Linked DNA regions of Mus musculus: region 1 is linked to region 2. A link is a loop called in an ENCODE intact Hi-C map of the cell type or tissue named here. Cell type or tissue: gastrocnemius. All regions are shown on one strand. Each heading gives the region's core, and the rest is flanking DNA. Links, peaks and the distances in the headings are about the cores only. Region 1 overlaps Mboat1 (membrane bound O-acyltransferase domain containing 1). Region 2 has its middle 25 kb from the start of Gm40863.

Region 1 (8,000 bases), core at 1-8,000, 63 kb before region 2:
TCTTTGAGGCTTGGGAAAGTGCTGATGAAATCCTGTGGTTTTATTCATGACTTAAGATTTTTTTTTTAACTCTTTGCTTTCTAAAAGTGCCTTGGTACTGATTTTCATCCTAAATACTTTGAAGAGTTTACATGACTTTTCCAGCTTTTGATAATGGTCAAACCACTCAACATGTTTGGAATTTGATTTGCCTTAAGTTTAAACTGCAAAGATAAACGTTAGTGCTTTTTTTCAAAAATTAGCTGATTTTTCCCATGGGTTTTGAGGAATTTTTAAAAAATGTTTTTTCTCTTTTTCTCTCTCTTTTTTTTTCCCCCTTGGCTTGCATAGAGAGCCTAGGCTGTCCTTGATCTCATATATGCAGCGAGGGGTGATGACCTTGAATTCCTGATCCTCCTGCTTTGACCCTCGAGCGCTGAGGTTTTAGGTGTCAACTACCATACCCAGGTTTTAATGTTTTAGGTAAACTCCTCCATCTCTTCTTCTGTCTCTGGTTTGTCTTCCTCTTGTTCCTCCTCTTCCTGTCTGCCTTAATCTCATTTGCCTCATTGCCAGTGCTGGGGACCAAGTCTAGGACCTCATACACACAAGACGACTGCCCTACTGCTAATCCAGCCAGGCCCACACCTCTTACAAAAAATACTCCTTGGAGATTGATCACTGAGACTTGGGTCAGAGGGAGTTTGCTGTCTTTTAGAGCCGGCCATGATTGACACTGGGAAGTTTAATGTGGGTTGTATCTCTTATGGATATCCAGAGTCACATCTTGAACTTGCAGACATTGTGCTGATTTAAAATAAGTAAAGTGGGGTTATAAAACACTTGATCACTTTGGCATAACCTTGGATTTTTAAGTTTTCAGAAGAAAAAGCATATTAGTTAACTATTCTTGCTGTTGTGGCCAGAAGCTTGACAACTTAGGGAGGAAGTTGGCACATGGTGTGTGGGATCCCATCCACCATGGGAAAAAGGCATGGTGGGAAGAAAGGTCATACTATATCCATAGTAAGGAAGCAGAGGGCAGATAGGAAGTGGGGCTTACCACCCTCGTGACATACTTCCTCCTCCAGTGAGGCTCCACCTCTTAAAGATACAACAACCTTCAAAAAATAGCACTGTGGAATCTAATGTTCCAACACGTCAGCCTGTAGGGGGCGCTTTACATTTAAACCACAGAACAAGGGCATAGCGGATAATATACTCTTCCTTTTACAGAACTGCCCCTGGGTGGGGGCGGGGGGGGGGGGAACAAAAACTAAACAACCAGTCAGCAGACTTCCTGTCTTCTTAGACCAGTGGGTCTCAACTTCCATAGAGGTTGTCTACATATCCGATATTTATTTATATTGTGATTCGTAACAGTAGCAAAATTACAGTTATGAAGTAGCAGCGAGGTAATTTTATGGTTAGGTGTCACAAGAGCACGAGGAACTGTATTAAAGTGTTGCAGCATTAGGAAGGTTAGAACTGCTGCCTTAGACATGTCCTGCTGTGGAAAGGAGAGCATTTGAAGGGTTGGAGGGGCTGGAGAAGGGACCCCTGAGTTTATCACTTCATTTCAAATTTTATTCATCTATCTATCTATCTATCTATCTATCTATCTATCTATCTATCTATCTATCTATCTATCTATTTGTGTGTGTGTGCTTTGACTGCATGTCTGGCACCCAAGGAGGCCAGAAGAGACTGTCAGATCCCTTGCAATGGAGTTTCTGATGATTCAGAGCCTCCGTCTCTCTACCTGTGTGTGTGTGGGGGGGGGGGAGGGGGGAGGGGGAACTGAGCAATAAGTATCGTTAACCTCCCAGCCTCTGCTCCACTGGGCTTTTTATACCATGTGAAGGCTGCATTGTCCTTCCGTTGCTCATCCCTCCTCCAAGCAGACACTCAGCTGAGAGGGGAAAAGCCTAACCTTCAGATGCATCTTGGGTATAGATACCTGAAAAACCAAAAGCAGATTCACACATAGGCAAAACACTGAGAAAGTCTTTCTTCCCTGTCTCCCCAGGTTAACTTTGTGGCTTGCCAGCTCTTTGCCTTGTCTGCTGCTTTCTGGTTCAGAATCTACTTACATCCTGGTAAAGCCAGCCCTGAGGTCCGGCACACCTTGGCCACCATTTTGGGCATCTATTTTGTTGTGTTTTGTTTTGGTTGGTGAGTATACACCTCCTAAATTCTAATGTTTATTGCTTGGATGTTTTGTAACTCTTGGTAAGAAATATATGACATTGTAAAATACCTCATGCATTGAAAAGATTGGTGAGATTGTGAATGTCGTAAAAATCTTAGTGTAAACTAATGGGGATGTTGTGGGAGCCTTCACTCATGTTAAGGACTGGAGCCAACAATGAGGCTACCTGTTGAAAGTCTTTTTTTTTTTCCCTTCTTAAGATTAGATCTCTACAGACCTCCTTGAGTCATATAGATGGAATGCTGTAAGGTTTAACTCTTCCCAACAGAGACCCTCCCTAATGTTTGCAGATGGTGTGTTTCTTGTCTTCCTGTTGGAGACTTGGTGTTAGTCCAAAGGTTTCAGGGCAGGTATCAGGGCTATGCGTCATTTTCTAACAGATGTGAGATTTAGCTTAGTGTGGAAACCTGCTAACACCGGGAGATTGCAAATACCTAGGCAGTGACACTCCTTAGGGTACACTCTTTAGACAATAACATTTCTAGACGTGACTCTTCAAGGAAATTGTGAATTTGGTGAAGGTCCCACAATACTTTCACAAACCACTGGGAAAAGATGCACATTTCGAATCAGCCACGGTGTGACAAAGCCCTGGAATATAGGGAGTGGGATTTTGGTACTGGTACTTTGAAACTTAGAAAAATAGCTTTGAGACTTAAAAACAGAAAATCCACACAAAAGAAATCTCTTTGGGCTTTCAATTTTATATGGATGTAAACCAGCTGTAAACATTCCCACTTACTGATTCCAGACATTCCTAGGGCTGCAACTGTAAACTGTGTCCAGGTTTCCTGGTGTCTTTTTTTTTTTTTTTTTTTTTTTTGAGATACAGTGTTTTGATTCCGTAGAACAATAATTTGACTTATGTTCTCTCGTGAATTAACTAATTGCTTACTCCTTGGAATGGGTGGGTGGGAGTGGGGTATCCAGTAGGTACATCATTATGTTTTAGCATCTTTCCTCCCCCCCCTTTTTTTTTTATATCTTAAAGGTATGCTGTACATCTCTTTGTGCTGGTGTTGATGTGTTATGGGGTCATGGTCACTGCAAGTGTATCCAATATTCACAGGTAAGATCCTGGGATAGAGCAGTGTACGGGAAGAATTTTGGAATCTTCTGGGGGAAATGTATTCCGCTTGTTCCCTTAAGTGATGTGTCTAAGAGTCTCCAGGATAGAAGAGAACCGGGAGGATAGGAATCTTCAGGGAAAAGGATGAGGGAAAAAGATAAACATCTTTATGTAAAAAAAGATACAAAGTGGGATTCAGTTGAAAGAGGGTTTATCTGTATTAGGCAGCCTCTAGCTGGGTCCAGCTTAGATGGTCACCGCACTAGACTACAATGCAGCTGTAGAAAGGAGTGCCCAGCAGAGGTACAGGATGTCATGTGTGCACCTCAAAATGAATGTGTTGAATGAAGGAAACCACCCATATTGTGTTTTAGAAAATACAAGGTAATCTGTGGTGGTAAGAGGATCAGAAGTTACTTGGCGTGGGGTGATGCTGGGACATGGGAAAAGAAGCGTGCAGGGGTGATGTGAGGCAAAGCGCAGTCTCAAGTTTGGGTGCCATTTTCTGAGTGTTAGCGCATATCAGAGCTCATTACTTGCGTTCTTTGAATACGTAAATGTATAACATAAGGAAAACTCTTCAGCAAGAAAGAGCAACGTTTTGCTGTGATGTTTGCTTTTAAGGCACAGAAATAGTTTAGCTCTTCCTTGAAGTCTGCAGGATCCCATGATCAGAAGATAGACTGGTGGTGTGTGTGTTTATTTTTACAGTGTCCGTCTTTCCTGTGGTCTGTCTGAAATCTCAGTGTTGATTTTGCCTTTTGTGGACCCTAGAACATTATTGCTTTTTCAAGTTTCCTTTATTTAAAAGAAATGTACTTGGGAGGGCTGGAGAGAAGGTTCACGCAAGTTCAGTCCCTATTGTCCATGTGTGGTGCTCACACCTGCCTGTGACTCGAGTTTCAGAGAACCCGGCTTCCTCTTCTGGCTTCCATGGGCACCTGCATTCACGTGCACACACAATTAAAAATGAAGTAACCCCTGAAGGATTTGTTTTATTTGTATTATGTGTGTGCCTGTGTGAGTTTATGTGTCCCGTGTGTATACAGATGCCGGAGGAGGGCACTGGATCCCCTGGGACCGGGGCTACAGGAGGTAACAAGCCCCATGATGTAGATTCTGGGAATCGCACCTGGGTCTTCAGTCAGAGCAGCAAGAAATCTTAGTTGCTGAGCCGCCACTTCAGCCTCTAGTGTATTTTGAAAATATAAAGACTTTTATCTTTTGCTTATGATGCATTTTCAGTGTTTAGAAAGACTCTTGGCACAGGCAAGACTGAAGGCTCAGTAAATATTTATGGAAGAGATGGCTGGGGTGCTTTGAAAAGATACTTTCAGGCCATGCGTATTGGCATAGGCCTTTAGTCCTGGCTCTGGGGAGGCAGAAGCAGGAGGATTTCTGTGAGTTGGAGGCCAGTATGCTCTACATGATGCATTCCAAGACAGCCAGGGCTATGTAGAGAGTCCCTGTCAAAAGATGGGGTGGTGAGGAACAGAGGGATGGAGGGGGAGACGGAGGGAGGGAGGGAGGGAGGGAGGGAGGGAGGGAGGGAGAGGGAGAGAGAGAGAGAGAGAGAGAGAGAGAGAGAGAGAGAGAGAGAGAGAGAAAAGGTGGGCTTTTCTGGTTTTTGGAGGCCACTTGATTAGTGAGCACCACACATGTTAAAAACACATTTATGTAACTTTTCAATATAATTTTGTTTTGAAGGAAAGTCTTCTTTTTTTTAATAGACTTTTACACTTCATTAGTCTTCCAACTTTGTATTCAAATGAGCCCTGGGAGTGACTTTTAATCTCCCTCTCCTCGGAGCCTCTCCACGAGAAGATAGCACCATTCTTTCTGGAGGAACATCAGGAAGTCCATTTTTCTAATTTGAGAAGGAAGATGATTTCTTTACACCATATGTATAATGCTTATAAGAGCCTTAAGAAGAGTCATGTTGTGGTGACTGTGTGTGTGTGTGTGTGCCCGAGTGCCTGAGTGCTTGTCTTTTCTTAGACATGCTTTTAAATGACTAATGATAATATTGCATTTTATAGCACATTTTTCCTTTTCCTTTTTCCATTGTCACATCTTTCTCTTTTACTGTTTTTTTATTTCTAAACATTTTGATGCAGCATGCTTTGGTCATATTGTTCCCCTTCCCCAGCTCCTCCCAGATCTCCGCTCCCTCCTCCTTCCTTCATAGTCTTTCTCTTAAACAGTCAAACCAAGCAGGAACAGAACAAAACAAAGCCAAAGCCAAACGGCCAGAAGGCCACATGGATTGTGTTTTGTGTTAGCTATTACCGGTATTCCCGAGCACACAGCCTGCCGCCCCACGGATGTGGTTGGTACACCGGAGTCTCCCACCAGTCATCAACTGCAAACAGCATCTTGGTTAGGGGTGGCACTTTGCCAGTTACCTACCCACCATAATCTGTAAGCACTTCCTCATACTTACATGACACTGGTAGGGCGCACTCTGGCTTTTAAAGGGTCATGTGAGCCCTTGTTCCACAGCGGGCCTAGGTTTCCATATTCCATTCCAGAGCCTGGGAATGGGACATTCTAACTAAGGTGGAGCTGAGCCGTCCAGACAGCGACTTTCACCACAGCCGTGTTGTGGTAGCAGAACATTCTGCATGAGAGTGAAATGGGAGATGCCCAAACCCGTTCTTCCTCTTTCTGTTTGATTGAATGGTTGCCAGTTTGCAGAAGTAGGGAGTGGTCCAGTTCCCAAAGGAAGAACTCCATGTAGCTCTAAAATGTGTCCCAAAGTTGTTTCCTCTGAGTTCCAGGGAGAGAACAAGAGGTTGGGGTTAGGAAATGTGAGATCTGGGTAGATGGGGGAGCCTCCCTGTGGATTAGCATTCCCCTTATTCCCACAAGGGGTGGAGTTTGTAAAAGTGTGGATGGTGTTCCTTCTTTTCTTTATAATTAAAAACAGCTTGTGATTATTTCTGGTTGATTATAGATAACTCTGAGTGTGTGTGTGTGTGTGTGGTACATGCACAAGTGTACATGCATGCATGCATGGCTGCATGCATGCATGGACCAGAGCAGAATATCAGATATCTTCCTCTGGTGCGAGACACCTCATTGCCTCGAGACAGTGTCTCTCACTGAAACTGGGAGGTCACTGTTTTTTGTCTAGGCTCTCCTTCCAGCAGGCTTCCAGGATCTGTCTGTCTCTGCCTGCAACTGCTAGGGTTACTGTCAAGGACGGCTGTGACCAGCTTTTTCCATGGGTGCTGGGGTTTGGAACTCGGGTCCTTATGCTTGCCACACTGAGCCATCTTCCCAGTTCCCTTGGATGAGGAGTCTGAAGACTCTGCGCTTATGATCCTATCTGAGTCATTCTTCTTTTCATGTCCAGTGCTGAGAGGTCTATTTTGTGGTTGAGAAGAAATAGGAGAGGGAGTGTTGACTGCTGTCTTCAATGAGCCCATTTCTGGCCTAGCTGTTGCTCAGGGTATTTTGAGAGAGTTCTCAGGGTATAACCTCTGTTTTCCTCCCAAGTTACAGTACTAGGCAGGAAACACAGGTGTCAGCTTGCTCTTCTGGGACCAGCTTAAGCAGATCTTGTTTGTATCTTCCAGAATGCGGGCCTTGGGTGCTGGTGATGTAGTTAATTGATTCTGGAGCCCTTGCTTTGTGCTACATCCCATGCTAAGCTCTTTTCAGTGTGCTGCATTATCCTCGGTACATAGTGATTAATGTATCAGTTGATGTTTGATTTCATTGTTAACACAGTCCTTCTAAAACAAGTGTGTAGGATAGAGATTTTATTTTATTGTTTGAATTGAGGAAATGAATGCTTATGTAAAGAAGTGCAGGTAGAATATATATATATACACGTACACACCCAGCCAGGTCAACATGAGAACACTACCAACTGTCCTGTCCCAATCTCTGTCACACTTCTTTTTACAAAAATAACCACCCTGCCAGTTTCTCATACCACAGATTATTTTTATGAGTGCCGGGGTTTGCATTCTTATTATTTGTGTTCACAATATGTCTTTTCTGCACCACAGACGATTCAGGTCTAGCCAGGGCAAGAATGCCCTGCCCTGGTTTGTTAGGATTCAATTCTTATCCCTGTTTTTGACAGCTGTGGTTTAATTACAACCACTGCACTGAATCTGTTTACCCTGTAAGCCAGGGAAGAGACAGGCGTGGCTACAGTTGACCTGGTTCTACAAGAGTCTATTGCCTGAAGAATGTGCTTTGTATTTCTGTCTGATGCCCATGAACTTTCTAGAATGGAGGGGAATGGAAGCCAGGGGCAATGAGGCTTCCTCCCGCTCGTCCTGCTCTAGTTGCTCAGGGCATTTGTTCTTGGGCATTGTCTTTGTTGACTGTCTTCATGCTTAGGGGGGATTTGGGATGGGTCCAAGGTAAGGAGAGCCTTTTGTATGGAGTCAGCGGACTATTCTTTATCTAGTGTGTTTTGGAAAGAAGTGCTTTCAGTTTTGAAGGCTTTAAGGTTTTTAGACCATGAACATAGAGCTCAATGTTGACTCTCAGAGTAAAAGGTTGGGAATATTTTGCAATCTGAACATTTTTGAGGACTGACATGGCACTCAGTCTCTTCTCTTCTCTTCTCTTCTCTTCTCTTCTCTTCTCTTCTCTTCTCTTCTCTTCTCTTCTCTTCTCTTCTCTTCTTCCCCCCTCTTCCTCCCTCTCTCGCTCCCCCTATCCCTCTCCCCCTCTCTCCCTCCTTCCTTCCTTCTTCCTTTTATTGCAGAACATTTT
Region 2 (10,679 bases), core at 1,447-9,446:
GCTCACTGATACCCAATAACATCACCTGTTCTGGTTCTCTTGATGTCAATTGCCTCTTTGCATTTAACTGGCAGCTGTCCAGTGTCCCTTCTGTCTTCATACCTAGCAAAGTCCTGGCTCAAAGCAGTTCTAGATCAACCCTAGTGGAACAAATGAGGGAATTTACTCACTGTGGCAAGATGGTGTCTTTACTTTTCCGGCTGAGAGAGAATTGGGCTGACGTTGGGGATGTGACCTTTGTGACATTTAGAGACTGAAATGGGCAGTACAGATGGCCCCGGTGACAAGCCACTGGCAACAAGCCGTTGGTGTCTTTCCCCTTAGAGTCCTTCTCTCCCCAGCACTTGGGCTGAATTTTGCTTTTTGTTCGAGTGACTAGGGTTTGAGTGACATTAAGACCAGTGAGCTGAATCTACGTTTCTGAGAGTTTGGCATATGCTGGACTTCCTATTGCTTAGGTCACATTTTATCTATGGCTTCCTGTAGCTACTGGTTCTGTTGAAGAAATGTTGTGTCATTTTTTTATGCAATCATAGGTGAGTTTTTTGTTCATTTTTGCCTTATCAAGGACTGCCATTGCCAGATACCAGAGACTGTGTGTCATAAGCAACAAACATCCATTGCCTCACAATCCTGGAGGCAGGAAACCCATGTTGGGGACATAGCCTGGGTGGTAGAGTGCTCACTTAACATGTACCAAGCCCTGCCTTTGATCCCCAGTATCACACAAGCCTGACATGATGGCACATGTCTGTAGTCCCAGCCCTCTGGAGGCAGAAGCAGAAGGATCAAAAATTCAGGGTCATCCTGAGCTACAGAGAGAGTTTGAGGCCATCTTGGGCTACATGAAACTGTTGCACAATAAACCTCTAAGATGGGAGAGTCAGAGGGTTTAACTAGCTTAGTTTCTGAGACCTCTTACACAGGGTGGTCATTCTTCCTCCCGTGTCCTCAGAGACCGTCCCTCTCAGTGTTCGTGCACCCTAGTTGCACTTCTGTTTTCCTCTAACCACTATTTTATTTTTATTTTAAAAATAATATAGGATAAATTCTGACTTCTTTTTACTTAGGTTCTACAAACTTTATTTTTTGCTTTATTTCTTTTGTAGAAAATAGATTATTTTCTCATATCCTATAATATCCTGACTACAGGATTTTCCTTCCCTCTACTCCTCCCAGTTCCTCCACAACACCCTCCTCTCCCAGTCTGGACCCACTCCCTTTCTCTCCCTTATTAGAAAAGAACAGGCTTCTAAGAGATAATACTAAAATATAGCAAAATAAAATATAATAATATATGACAAAAACTATCACATCAAAGTTAGGACAAACCTACAGAAAGGAAAGAGCCCAAGAGAAGGCCCATGGATCAGAGAATATTGCGTTTATTTACATGCCCAGGAATCCCATAAAAACCCTGACCTGGAAGTCATAATATATACGCAGACAATCTAGGTGCAGACCCTTGAGTGCTGTCTCAGTCTCTATAGGTTCATATGAGTTTCAATCACGTCGACTTAGAGGGTTTTGTTTTCTTCCGTGTTCTCTCTCCCCCCTGGCTCTTACATTTATTTTTCTGTCTCCTCTTTCTCAGAGTTCCCTGCAATTCCAACTTCTTGGAGCGCTGGCCATATTGATTAAAGCCCACATTAATTATCTCAATGTAACACTTTGACAGCCTTATCTACAAACAGAGCCACATTCTCATGTATTGGGAGTAGGACTTCTGCATGAGTTTGGAGAGAACAAATTTCAGCCCCTATAGACCTGTAGGCTTTTCTCAGTTTCCATGGTAATAAGCTACGCTTGTGCATTTCTCTGGTACACATACCGAGTGTAGACCTGGCATGACAGGATAGGTATGGCGGAGGCCAATGTTAGGATGCTTAGGTAAAGGAATAGATTTTCTAGTAAGAGTCAGCAGAATTGCTTTGAGTTTGAGGTCAGTTTGGGCTATAAAATTGAGAGCCTGTTTCAGAAGAAGACAGAGAGGGGAGAGAGAGAGAGAGAGAGAGCGAGAGAGAGAGAGAGAGAGAGAGAGAGAGAGACAGTCAGACAGACAGACAGACAGAGAATCTTAATGTGCCTGTATATTCTAGTTCATATGACACTACCCTTTCCTTTCCTTGTGGTGTGAAATAGCTTTTCCTTGCCAATATTTAAATATGTACTTGGTACCTGTGTGTATGTGTGTGTGTGTGTGTGTGTGTATACACACACCTGTATGTGCAGGTGCCTTTCCTTCAGCACCAACATCTTGTTTTTGGGGACAGAGTTTCTCACCAGCCTAGGTTATATTCACACATGGCCAGGAAGTCACAGCAACAGGAGCTGGAAGGAGCTGGTTATACCATATCCACAGTCAGAAGCAGAGAGCAATAAATTAATGCCCACACGCTAGTCATCAGCTCACATTCCCACCTCTCTCCTATACAGCCAAGGATCCCTTGGCTAGGGAATGTCGCCGCCCACAGTGCATGGGTCTTCCGACTCCAATTCGCGTAATCAAGATAATGCAGATCCACTGGCCAAACAGCTGATCTAGACACGGAGACACCCCTCGCAGCGGAGTCTAGATTGTGTCATGCTGACAATTAAAACTAAGGAAGATACCAAGCAGCACTTACCAGACATACATTTATTGATTATTTATTTATTGCCAACGTGATCATTGTGGGGGGAAAATTACAGAGGAAACACAATCCTCCCCCCTCAGCCTGCCCTCAGCTCGCTGGCTCTGCTTTGTTTTCTGCGGTTATCACTCTGACAGTTCTCCATGTGGAATCTGGATGTCAGCTTGCGGCAGATATGCCACATTATAAGCCTTTCTGCATGTTACTCTATAACTTCCTGAGTATTTTTAAAGTTAGCTTTATTCATTTTGTGTGTTATTGTGTGTGTAACAAGTGAGCACAGGCGCGATGGGGCCACGGCCAGCACGTGAAGCGTGTAAATGAGATTTTCATGGGTTCAAGAAATAATTCCCTGATGTTTGAGCACTTGATTAATGGTTCATTTATTGAAAATTAATTCTAGAAAAAAAAATAGAAAATACAGATGTTAAAGCACCGTTTGCCTCAAGGCCAGCCAGCATTTTACCGTACTTCTAGGTTTTCATTTTATTATTTTAGTTTTTATTTTTGTCTGTGCCTTTGGAGACACATTTCTTTTTACAGAAGTCTGACACACCCCGAGCTTGTAGGGACATCTCATGCCGAGGGATCTCCCATCCATTTCTGCTCCAGTGAGCATGATAGAGAGTGGAAGCAGAGGTTGCTGAAAGAACTGCCTGGCTTCAGTGGGCCTACTATGTGCTGACTTTTGGCAGGGTCAGTCAATCACAAGCCTTCGCTGTTTAACTATAGCTTACTGGCCATCACCACTTGGGGACGGAGCTTCCCGGAGTCATCCAGTTGCCCCAAGCAGAAATGGGCTGTTTATTTGCTCTCTCAACAGGCAGGTGCATTTGTACAGGGAAAATGGACCCTCAGGGCAAAGCAGGCCTTTTAATCCACTACCTCCAAACCAACCAGGTGCTGAGAGAATGATTAGTAATTCATCGTTTCAATAAAAACATTAGAGAAAAGAGCCTCAGCAGAGAATACTAATAACCTATTGCAAACCTTCAGCTTATATTCAAGGCCAGCTGGGGTTATGCAGTGCGACTTTCTCTCAAAGATCAAAACAAAATTAAACTGACAACCTATAAACATATTTTGACACTAGTAGAATCCAGCGGTCCAAAGTATGTACAATTAATTTTCATGGTCATATTTTATCACTGGTCAACAAAGCTGAAGGGGAAACTCTGAGGGGCTGCATAACATAATGCCGTCCTTTAAAAACCCTATAGGTGGAACAACAATATGAACTAACCAGTACGCTCGTGTTTCTAGCTGCATATGTAGCAGAAGATGGCCTAGTCGGCCATCATTGGGAAGAGATGCCCCTTGGTCTTGCAAACTTTATAAGCCCCAGTACAGGGTAACGCCAGGGCCAAGAAGTGGGAGTGGGTGGGTAGGGAAGCACGGCGGGGGGAGGGTATAAGGGACTTCCGGGATAGCATTTGAAATATAAATGAAGAAAATATCTAATAAAAAAATTGGATGAAAAAAAAAAAAAACACCTCACTTCTAAGAACTCGAAACAGTGATTTGCAAACTGGGGGCCTTCCCCCTACCCCTTTCTTTCTTTACGAAGACAAAGACACACACACATAACGTTGCCTGGCCGATCTCTTACCTGGACAAGGATGATTTTAAGCTTTTGATCCTCCTGCCTCCACTTCCTTCGTGCTGGGATTATAGTGCTAGTGTATGCGGTGCTGGGGATGGAATCCACGGCTTCCTGCAGGCCACGGGAACTCCACTACTGAGCTATGTCCCCAGATGCAAATTGGGTTCTAATGGTAACCCCTCACCCATACCGGTAAGCAAAGGCCATAGCCGGCTCTAAAGGCTAACGTGCATGTGACACATACACTCACAGCGGCAGTGTGGTCTTCAATTACAGCAGAAAGCGCGAATAGTATTCCCAGAAGAGAGCAGTTAAACCCAGACATGCTGCCTTTGGGACTTTGCTGAATCAGCTTCCTGTGAGTCCGAAGCAGCTACTGTCGGAGAACAACAACAAGGAGTGAGGAGGAAGTGCTTCAAAGTACCAAGTGTGTGTGAGAGCGGACCCAGGGCAGTGGTGTGGCAAACTTAGTTTTGATTTGAAACAGGGGCTCCTGTTGCCCCAGCTGCCTTGACTTTCCTGGGCACGAGAATGCTCCTGCCTCAGTTTCCCCTGCACTTGGGACTACACTGGCTTTTGCTTTCACAAAGCGGCCTGGGAAAGAGGAGTGAGAGATTCTTAATGGTTAATGGTTAATGGTTTCCTAGCTTCTAAGCTTCAGTGTGTGTGTGTGTGTGTGTGTGTGTGTGTGTGTGTGTGTGGTGTCTTGCATGTGCCATGTAGTATGTATGGAGATCAGAGTACAACTCTGTAGACTCGGTTCTCTCCTTCTACCTTTGTGTGAGTTCTGAGTACTTGGGTAAGGAGAATTCTGTATATTGCGGGTTTGGGGTGGAGAGATGGTTGGACCGATAAGAACTCTCGCTGCTCTTTCAAGAGGATTGGTTTCTAGCACTCACACCATGCAATGTAATTCACAACCATCTGTAATGCTAGCTTTAGAAGATCAGAAACCCTTTACAGGCGTCTGAAGGTATGTGCATGCGCGCGCGTGTGCACACACACACACACACACACAGAATGTAAATCTTTATATTTTTATTTTATGTATATGAATGTTTGCCTGCATGTGCACCACGTGTGTTCACCTTGCCCAAGAAGCCAGAAGAAGGTTTGAAACTGGAGGTAGAGATAGCTTTGAGCCGCCATGCAGGTGCTTGGAACAGAATCCAGCTCTTTGGCAAGAATAGCAAACACTCCTGACCCCTGAGCCACCTCTCCAGCTCCCAAAACAAGTCTTTTTTAAAGGAAAGCACTTCTATCCTTCTGAGCCATCCCCTTGGCTGGCCCTCAGCCTAACTTAAAATCTACACCTTGCAGTGTAGGTTTGAGAGGAAGCAATCCCAGAGTACCTCTCCTGCTTATGACCTATCTCAGCACAGGCCAGCTACCAATCATTGCTTGAATGCGATTTCTCTGAAGCGGTGTGAAGTAGCGACCTCTTGTGGCCATTTGCAGTAATTTCGATGGCTCTTGTTGAATTGCCAGCCCAGCGTTCCTTTATGGCTTGGACACTCTTTAACCTCTCTGCTGCCCCTTTTGAACTGTAACTGCTAGTGAAATGCTGAAAAAATGATGACCCCCCCCCCAGTCGCCTCTTCCTTCGTTAGTTACAAATAAAAACAGGATGGTGGGTAGACCTAAAATACCAGACGCACTGGAGGTGGCACCAGCTACAGGTTAAGGTTTATGCTTTGAGTTTGCTGTGTGACCTTGGAGAACTTGAACAGCCTCTCTGTACCCTTCCTGTTAGGTGAGTCAGTAACTCATGTGAGGGTTAAATGAGATAGTTTGAGGAACTGATTCAAAGATTTCTGCAGTGATTGTATAGTTTAAATACATCATGAGATTCTGTTGTTCTGACCTGTAAGAGGGAGAGGTAAGATGGCCACAAGTTGCTTGTGTTTTATCCTTTTATAATTTGTTACTTTGTGTCCCACTCCGAGCCTCTTCCTTCCAGGAGGGCCCTCCCCAGTCTGTGGTTGTTAGTGCTAGCTCACTTATTTGGGTCTGCAACTTTGTGGAAAGCGGTATGTTTTCTAGGTAATTCATTTTGGGTGACTGGTTTCTGGAGGGAAATGCAGGCTTTTCATAGTTCCTTTGCTGACAATTCAGTGTGCTGGTCCTGGTGGCTTGGGTACATTTCTGAACCAAGAAAGAAACTGATTCCAGGAAAATGTAATCTTTACGGTGATCTGTTAGAGGTCCGCAATAAATAGCATCCGGCTTACTTATGACAGCACAGACACCCGTGTGTTCCTGCCTGGGGTCACCAGGCTCAGCCAAGCTGTGGCTTAACTTGGCTCTCTCCCTTCCTCTTCCTGTCTCCTTCGTTTCTCAACAAAACATTAGAACCCAGGTAGAATCTGTGAGCTGAGCTGTGCTCATTAGCGTAGAGTGGTAGAAGGCGACTGGTCTTGCCATGTTATCCTTCACTTCATCTTGTTCCTTCCTCGGGATAAGATTTCTAACCCCACCCTGACCCCTGCCTGCCCCAACAATCCAGTTCCCCAAGGAGAAGAGCAGCTTCTGTTGATGGCAAAGCACAGCTCTCGCCTCAAAGCAAATAAAAGAGGCAGTGTGAAGCTAAACGGAGTGACTGCATTCTGGAATCAGGTTTCCGTTTGGCCAGGTAGCACGTTCTACTGTGGGAGGCCTCGGTGATAGACGACAATCATAAATGAAGGCGCTTCCCGAATGCATGACGGGAACATCAGGCAGGCGGCTTATGACCGACTGGGAATCTGCTGTGGGCTCCAAGACGGTGTATAATGACATTCTTAGCACAGGGGCTCATGGGAGTGAGCAGCTTTCCAAAGGTTTCATCTGCTCGTCACAGGATGTAAGGTCAGGTGCATCCGTGGGCAAACAGGGGCTGTTACAGAGGCCAGAGAGAGCCCAAGATAATTTTGTCTCTGCAACATCCCAACCCTGCTCAGCCTGCATGCTCTACCTAGCCTAGTCAGCAGAGTGGCTTCTGAGTACAGGTGCAGCTTTTATTCTGGGGACTTCAGTTCACACATTCCATTTCAGACACGTTTTATTTATTTTTTTATTTTTTTATTAGGTATTTTCCTCGTTTACATTTTCAATGCTATCCCAAAGGTCCCCCATACCCACCCCCCCAATCCCCTACCCACCCACTGCCCCTTTTTGGCCCTGGTGTTCCCCTGTACTGGGGCATATAAAGTTTGCAAGTCCAATGGGCCTCTCTTTGCAGTGATGGCCGACTAGGCCATCTTTTGATACATATGCAGCTAAAGACAAGAGCTCCCAGGTACTGGTTAGTTCATATTGTTGTTCCACCTATAGGGTTGCAGATCCCTTTAGTTCCTTGGGTACTTTCTCTAGCTCCTCCATTGGGGGCCCTGTGGTCCATCCAATAGCTGACTGTGAGCATCCACTTCTGTGTTTGCTAGTCCCGGCATAGTCTCACAAGAGACAGCTATATCTGGGTCCTTTCAGCAAAATCTTGCTAGTGTATGCAATGGTGTCAGCATTTGGAAGCTGATTATGGGATGGATCCCTGCATATGGCAATCACTAGATGGTCTATCCTTTCATCACAGCTCCAACTTTTGTCTCTGTAACTCCTTCTATGGGTGTTTTGTTCCCATTTCTAAGAAAGGGTAGAGTGTCCACACTTTGGTCTTCGTTCTTCTTGAATTTCATGCGTTTGGCAAGTTGTATCTTATATCTTGGGTATCCTAAGTTTCTGGGCTAATATCCACTTATCAGTGAGTACATATTGTGTGAGTTCCTTTGTGAATGTGTTACCTCACTCAGGATGATGCCCTCCAGATCCATCCATTTGCCTAGGAATTTCATAAATTCATTTTTTTTAATAGCTGAGTAGTATTCCATTGTGTAAATGTACCACATTTTCTGTATCCATTCCTCTGTTGAGGGGCATCTGGGTTCTTTCCAGCTTCTGGCTATTATAAATAAGGCTGCTATGAACATAGTGGAGCATGTGTCCTTCTTACCAGTTGGGGCATCTTCTGGATATATGCCCAGGAGAGGTATTGCTGGATCCTCCGGTAGTACTATGTCCAATTTTCTGAGGAACCGCCAGACTGATTTCCAGAGTCAGACACGTTTTATTTGTAATTTACAACTTGGCTCAGTTTCCCACACGCTCTTCTCATTGGTTCCCACACAATTAGAATTAGAGGAACCAAGTTTGTTTTTTAAAATAAAGATTTATTACACACACACACACACACACACACACACACACACACACACACACACAACTGTTCTGTTTATGTGTATATCCCTGCAGGCCAGAAGAGGACACCAGATCTCAGGATAGATGCTCAGTATTCCATGTGGTTGCTGGGATTTGAACTCAGAACCTCTGGAAGAGTAGCCAGTGCTCTTGACCTCTGTACCACCTCTCCAGCCTGGGACCAAGTATTTTACAGAGAGTTACTTTTATTATTTTTAAAATGTGCATGTCTGCGTGTGCCGGTGTGAGCATGTGCACCTGAATGCAGTGGTGGTAGAGGCCAGAAGAGGGCGTCGGATCGTGTGGACTTACAAGCGGTTGTGAGCTGTCCTACTCAGGTGCTGGGATGTTAACTCAAGTCTCCTGCAAGAGTGGTAGGTAGGCTTTATATTTTTAACTTTTAAATTGATTTTTTTTTTTACATTATGCACCCCAATCCCACACATCTCCTCATCTCTCCATCTCTGCACTCTACCCTTGAGATCTCCCTCACAAAAGAAAAAAAAATAATTAAAAAAATCTCACTGTGGAAGCTGCGATGTGTCACGGCCTGTCACACAGTATATACCCCTTTGCCCAAACAGATTGACTTGCAAATGTTCATTGCAGTGAATCATTGGTCTCATGTGAGGCCTCTGGCTTCTGCTACACTGTCAATACTGGATCCTCACTGGGACTCCCCTGGGATATCTTGGTGTCATCATGTGTCATGGAGATCTGCAGGACCAGCCCTTTCATGGACTCCCACAGTTCATAGATGGGGTGGAATAACTCAACCCCTGGATCTGGGCCTGGTTGGTAGCTGAGCTGGTCAGCCCACCAGCTCTGCAGTGCTCACACTATCTGAGGCAGCTCTCCTGCACCCAAGTCACTAAGACAAGCTCTCCAGCACTGCCTCAGCTCTCCTGCTACGCTGCTCAGACAGTGTGGGGAGAGCCAGCACTCCTGCCTGCCACAGACAGCAGGGGCCAGGGCCATAGCTGCTGAGCCATAGCTCCAGTTTCTGGAACTAGCTACTTATCTTCCTCTTTAAACCGGGGCATGGTTTTCCTGTGGACATACTTGTAGCAGATGATGGTATCAGGACCTGAAGCTTCAGCCTCCTTCTTGGGCCCCATTCTGATAGTGCCAAATTTGTATCCATTTCAGAAGTTATATAAAAATTTTCCTCTTGTCCTATTAATCTGAATGAATCGTATATTTAGGATTGACTCTTGGCTTTGGTAATCTTTGAACGTGGCATAGTCTCTGCCGAGAAACAGAAAGGCCATGCACTTTCTGAACTGCGTTTCTTTGTTACACCGACACCATGCTGAACATTCAGCGATGAGTTACAATGCTTTGTTTGAGAAACGGTGCCAGGAAGGATCTAGAATGGGGATGTGAGACAGAAGAAGCTCATATGGCATAAATTAATTGGTAAATTACCATCGTGTCAACCCCCTGCCCCTGGGGTTATAAAAGCCGAACACCTGCCAAGGAGCAGAGACGGTGGAGTACCAGAGAGCAGTGTAGGGAGCCCCAGGGCAGCAGCTTTCCTGTGTCAGGGACAGAGATCACCATAGCTGGTGCACCCAAGCCTTGATTGCTGAACCGCTGTGCTTGCTGGGCTTCCCTCCAGGGGCATCATGGGGAAGGTCGTAACTCAGTAAAGACAAGTCACTGGAGCGCACGCCTTCGTCAACCTTCTGTCTAGTCTCCTCGAGCACCGTCAAGACCTTGTACACCCAGAATGTGACCACACGCAGCTTTACTTGGGGACAGGAGAACGCTCTGATGACCTTCTCTTTCCTCTAACAGGAAGGACTGCTAGGAGGTCCTGGGTTTTTTGAGTCTTTGAATTTAGCAGATGCCCTATCAGTGGTCAGGGTTGCCACCGTCAGTGACAATGTATAAACACGGGCTTTCCTCGGTAGTCATAGAGAAGAATAAAACACAGTCTCTGGGATAGCAGGCCACCAATGCATGATCTGGATCAGACGTTGAGAACACACAAAGCACAATGAGCAGTAAGTGCACTCTGCAAATACAGGACCTGTGCCTCACACACAGAAAATCCAATTAGAAAAGATTACAGAGACTGGAGGAGCTGTTTCAGGTTGTGGGGACTGAGAGTGACAGGGCAGCGTGTAATCTGGCTTAGATCCTGGACACAGACTTGGTTTTTTGTTTTTGTTTTTTTTTTTAATCAAGGGAAATGAATGGTAGGATAA

What was found. A loop is a pair of places that touch in the nucleus more often than their neighbours do. Peaks named below come from ENCODE experiments on the same cell type or tissue, not always from the same donor. Only the 100,000 strongest peaks of a DNase experiment are listed, where the experiment ranks them.
Region 1: it touches region 2 in a loop (2.1-fold over the local background); 3 of 42 quality-filtered maps call a loop at or near these places.

The regions. Positions count from the first base shown.
Region 1 is chr13:30,192,528-30,200,527 of GRCm38, forward strand. Mboat1 (membrane bound O-acyltransferase domain containing 1) reads left to right here. Exons shown (of 13, transcript NM_153546.4): 2 at 2,009-2,154; 3 at 3,183-3,260. Among named protein-coding and RNA genes, the nearest start is that of Gm40869, 30 kb to the left of the region's middle. In gastrocnemius, for the core only: no CTCF peak of the experiment used is centred there; DNase peaks (open chromatin) are centred at 4,325 and 5,711; H3K27ac peaks cover 435 bases.
Region 2 is chr13:30,254,446-30,265,124 of GRCm38, forward strand. No RefSeq gene overlaps it. Among named protein-coding and RNA genes, the nearest start is that of Gm40863, 25 kb to the left of the region's middle. In gastrocnemius, for the core only: a CTCF peak has its summit at 5,685 (motif pointing left); a DNase peak (open chromatin) is centred at 5,667.